2 separate regions of the Homo sapiens genome follow, and region 2 is linked to region 1. The links are chromatin loops, found by intact Hi-C in ENCODE. Cell type or tissue: GM12878. All regions are shown on one strand.

Region 1 (2,500 bases):
ACAACTGTCAGGATTTACAAGCGGTCCGCTGGGTCAAAATGAATTTTTAAAAATGTTCACAAGTGAACTCTATCAGGGGAGAGTGCGGGGAGCATAAATGCCCAAGGACTTAAAATGACAAATTCTCGGGCGTGACTGAAAGGCTGAAAATGGGGCGCTCAGTGGAGGTCGGTGAGGAGGCTCACCAGGCTCTCTTCAACCTGGAGTTCTTCTGCACCGTGGTTAATGACCGTAGGCTGGAGACTGCCCCATCCCACACCTTCCTCCCACACGAACACTAGGGAAAGTCTAGTCTGCCTGTTCCAGAGAAAATTCTGCAAAAATCGTCCCCAGAACTATCTTTGCATCCACGATGCTCGCTCTCTCTCTCTCTCTCTCTCGCTCTCTCTCGTTGCAATGGGTCAGGTTGAATCTAACCCTCTCTGTCCTTTAAGGCTTGGAAGGAATGCCATAGGGCTCCCTCGGTGGGCCAGGGCGACGTTGATGACTCAGGATCTCAAAAGGACCTAGAGCCAGTCTGTCATCCCCAGTTTCTTAATTTATTGACAAAAGGTAACGAACAAGCAGATTGTAAAATATCTTTATTCAGCTATGACATGATTTCCAAGCTCAAAAAAAAAAAAAAAAAAAAAAAATCAAGCCTGGCGTTTAACTTCAGTCTGGAGCATTGACAGGTGACAGGTCACTGCAGAACACAGAGGTGACCCAAGGCAGAGAACGGGAGGTAGCGAGAGGAAGACGACACCCTTCCCTGAGTCCTCCCTCATCTGGGGCTTCCCTCTGGCCTTCCCCTGGGGTTCCTGGGACTCGGCTTCTGCGGACATGGAAAAGCCGTCCCAACATCCGGCGGCCCCGTGGGCAGGGGTCCTGGGACGCCCCCTCCTGCATCCCCGGGCGGGCCCTGCAGGGGATGGCGGCGATTTCAGGAAGGGCTCCGGCGCCCCCTAGTGACGCGCGGCTGTGGTAGGGAAAGTCCTGCACGCCAAAAGGGCAGTTCCCGGGCCAGAAACCGAGGTGAAACCGAAGAGAAGGCGCCGCCGCTCGCCGCTCGCCACTCTCCACCCCAACCGCGGCGGGGCCGGCTCTCTGACCCTCTCTTCCCCACCTCTGCTCTGCCCTCCGAGTTTCACACTTAAAGCGGAGACTTCTGCTTCAGCACCGCCGCACCGAGGCCTGGGCCCTGCCAAAGTGGCTCGGGTAAGATTTCCCTGCACGTCGAGCAGACACTGTCATGCCGCGTTGCTCTCACTCACAGATCGAAATAAGGCCCTTCCTCCCGGGAATCGTCCGCGGGCTGAGTTCCGCAGCGCCTGAAAACAGTGATTTCTGAACTATCATATTGTTTCCCTTTTACTTTTCATGTTAACAGTCCTGTCGCTGGAAAGAATGTCCCGGAAGAACGGATCACTTAAATTCAGAGTGGCATTTTTATTTCTGAGGGAGCTGGGCTCTCACGGAACGTGCTGGAGTGACAGCCTGGAAGAGCGAAAGCCGCCCCCCCTCCCGCTTCCCCGCAGCTCCCCAGCCGCCTCGGCCTGGCCTCCCTGCAGCGGTGACATCCAGTCTCCCTCCTCTACCCAAGCCTGCGGCAGCCACGAAAGCCACCGCGGCGCAGAAGTGGGGAGGGATTCAACCTTTTGCCCCTGGGTTGTCGCCCAGAGAAGCCAATGGATGCTAATCTCATATAGCAGCCTGTTTGCTGGTGTCCTGCCTTCAGAAACCGGCCGTGAGTGAGCCCGCTGGCATTTTGGGAGGCCAATATATAGGCCCTTTTTCCTACCCGGGTTCTCGCTGAAATGAGTAAGGCCGGAGATGGCTCAGGAAAGCCAAAATATCACCTAGATAAAGGCCGGGTTGGGAAGCAGCAGGCACAGCTGCATGGGAAATCCCAAAGGGCCACTAACGGGACACCAAGATAGATCAGCCAGGCGCTGGCAGCAGTGGCAGGATGACGGGAGAGGCCCTGCTCCCTGAGCTGGAGCCCAGCGTGCCCATGCCCAGTTCGTTCCTCCCCACTCACCAGGAGGGCAAAGCGCTCCCCTGCCCACTGGGAGCCGGGATGACCAGGAGGCCCGGAGTGAGATATCTGTCTCTCTCTCTCTCTCTGTCACACACACACACACACACAGACACACACACACACACACACACACACACACATATATCACCAAGGAGGCTGTGGGCTGTGGCACTAGGAGAAATATTGCACCAGGTCTGGAGCCCCGGGTTTGCGGATGCTGCCCCCACCGCCTGTGGCCTTCAGCCAGGTTGCTTCCCGCCCTGGGCCTCTGCCGAAGCCAGAGGCAGGGGCTCTCCACCGGCAGCAGCGAGCGCCTCGCCTGCTGTGACAACTCTGTCTGGCTCTGGGGCTGCTCGGGAACCCGGTCCTAAACACAAGTTCTTGGGTCGTAAGCACAGGCTGGCAGTCCCAGATCGGGAGGCCCCATGCATCTGCTCCCGACCTGAGTCCCTCGCCCTGGCTCCCACTCCGCCACCCCAT
Region 2 (2,500 bases), 1.5 Mb before region 1:
TAATATTCTGTCTAAATTGCTTCAGAGCTTCAAACTCAACATGTTTAAAAGAAACCTCTCAGTCATTCAATATTTAGTTTCCTAAGTAATTTTCCTTCTAGGCAGAAAAGTAATTGGTCTCAGAAGCTGATTTTGTTCTCCCTTCTTTGCACTGGCTGCCAGAAAGCTCAGAACCAAATGTGCGGTTAATGTATATGACCTAGAGTACGCATGTTGTTTATCAACCTCACTCCAAGCTTCCTGCTATTTTTCCTGTACTTATATTCTAATTTCCTTACTTGTCTTACTTTGCACATTTTGTGATTATATTCTGTATTTATATGTCACATTAAATTGCTTAATTTTTTAAGTTGGGTATAAATACACTCAAAAATAAATTAATTCCACTAAAGTTGACACTCCCTGCATTGTTCAGCTCAGTGCCTCTAAAGACATGATCCCTTTGTCATCCTTGACCTTACCTTTTCTTCATTCCCACATTCAATGGTTGATAAAATCCTGGAGTTTCTAACACTTAACTCTCTCTAAAAGCCTTCTTTTCGCTTTAGTGGTACCATCATTGTCTTAGTTTGGAAATTCAATTGCTTCTGCCTTGGTCTCTCAGATATTGTCTCATCGCTTCAAAACATCTTTTATACTGTTGCCAAAAATGGTTTTTGAAAAAAATGCAAGTCTGACTACACATGCCACAGTTACAATCACAAGAAAGTAACATAGTCACAAATAGGGTGTACTGCTTGGCTCTTGTTTTTGCTGAATCTGTGACTCGTGTTTACCATCAGCCATGTGTTCTCTTATAAATAGGTATTTGTAAGAAAAACTATTAGGCTTGCTTTTGTAAAAGCTAAAATGCACAAGACAGGATTTTATTAGCCTGCCGCAATAAGAACATTTATTAATTCAGAGAATCTCAAAAAAAAAAAAAAAAAAGGGGGGGTAGAGGAAGGGGCTGAAAAGGCAGAGGGCTGCAGTTTTATAGAGGCAGATAGACAAGAGGATCATCCAGAGTCGTAATGGAGTCATGGAGAAGAATGGAGATGCCTCTCATGGAAGCCACTGAGGAAGGGCAGAGCTGGGAATATGCTAGACCAGAGCATGCCCTGACAGCCATTTCTGGGAACACAAAGGCGTGGAGGTATTTTGGGAAGGGAAGGAAGGACGGGGAGATATCATAACCATCACTGTTTTCCAGGAACACGGGGTTCATGTAAAGTTGGATATTGTCATTATTCATCCATCTTGTGAAATTGAATGTCCTCACATTTCTTTTAAAACTGCACAGAAATGAAAACAGAAAGAAATGGCAATTTCCTAAATGTCCCCTGTTGTTCCCCTCGCACAGCCTTATATAAGTGGTACATTTTCATCTTAAGGGGAAGGCCGAATATACAGAGATATCTATAAGATCACTTTCAGAATCGCCAGTGAAGGGAAGAAGAGGGAGTGGTCCCAGGAAGTTGATTTACTCAAGGGACACCCTCTTCACCCCAACGCCAGGTGGCGCTGATGGAAATGGCTAGCAGGCCACACTTTGAGAAACCCTGGCCCAGAATATCATCTATCTTAACCTTTGCTGTAATTGAAATTTTCCTTTTACGTCTCACTTAATAATCATGAGCACTATGAATCCCTGTAACTCAGGCAAGAAGAAAGAATTCTCCACTGCTGATGGAGCTATTGTTTCAGATCATACCATTGATTAGGGATCAGGAGTCGTTTAGTAAGCCTCTGGTTTCCAAAGTAGCTTAAGCTCTAATTTCATAGACATTAAATCATCCTGGATTCCTCCCTCTTAATGGCATGTTGGCAGAGCAGTTATAGCTCACTAGAGAGCAGGCTTGCCTCAGCTGTTACTGCCTCAGCCAGGTGGTCAGAGGAAAAATGAATTTGCTTACCTGGGAAAACAGGTTGCCTATAAATCAAAAGAGGTCAAGTTATGTCCACCAGATGGAGGTTTTAAAATCTTAATGTGTAAGTTAAGATATAATGGATTACAGGAGGTGAGATTTTAGTAAGGTTGAATCATTTTGTTGCCTTCTGGGATGGAGGGGGAGCGAAAGGTTACTGTTACAGTGAACAAGAATGAAGTCAGATTTTCATCCGAGGTGACCTAATTACCAAGGATGTGATTCTGACTCATTAATTTTCAAAATCATATCTAATTATTGGTATGGCTTACTGAGGCTCAAAAATGTGTTTTCTAAGTGTATAGTATCTTTTCCATAAGTACTAGATTTAGGCATGTTATAAATATTGTGGTTTAAGAGGACTCTAAACAGTCAAGAAATCTCTTTCTCTGTTTCTGTCTCTCTCTATCTCTCTCTGTCTCTGTCTCCCTCTTCTTTCTGTCTCTTTCTTGTCTGCTAGTTCTTCAGCCCTGGAAATGTAAAATGAAGGGTTACAGAAAACAAGAAGAATCTGTCAGTTTTCTCTTTCGGGGCAATTAAAAAATTGATATATTATTTAACATAAAGCTTTGATGGTAACTGTGGATATCATT

Evidence for each region. Peaks named below come from ENCODE experiments on the same cell type or tissue, not always from the same donor. Only the 100,000 strongest peaks of a DNase experiment are listed, where the experiment ranks them.
Region 2: a loop joins it to region 1, with 8 times the contacts of the local background. A loop is called at or near these places in 5 of 110 quality-filtered maps.

What each region holds. Positions count from the first base shown.
Region 1 is chr4:182,805,589-182,808,088 of GRCh38, forward strand. No RefSeq gene overlaps it. Among named protein-coding and RNA genes, the nearest start is that of DCTD, 110 kb to the right of the region's middle. RefSeq lists silencers at 806-895, 916-965 and an enhancer at 2,045-2,500. In GM12878, a CTCF peak has its summit at 943 (motif pointing left); no DNase peak of the experiment used is centred here; H3K4me3 peaks cover 614 bases; H3K27ac peaks cover 285 bases.
Region 2 is chr4:181,300,439-181,302,938 of GRCh38, forward strand. No RefSeq gene overlaps it. Among named protein-coding and RNA genes, the nearest start is that of LINC02500, 37 kb to the left of the region's middle. In GM12878, a CTCF peak has its summit at 1,492 (motif pointing right); a DNase peak (open chromatin) is centred at 1,558.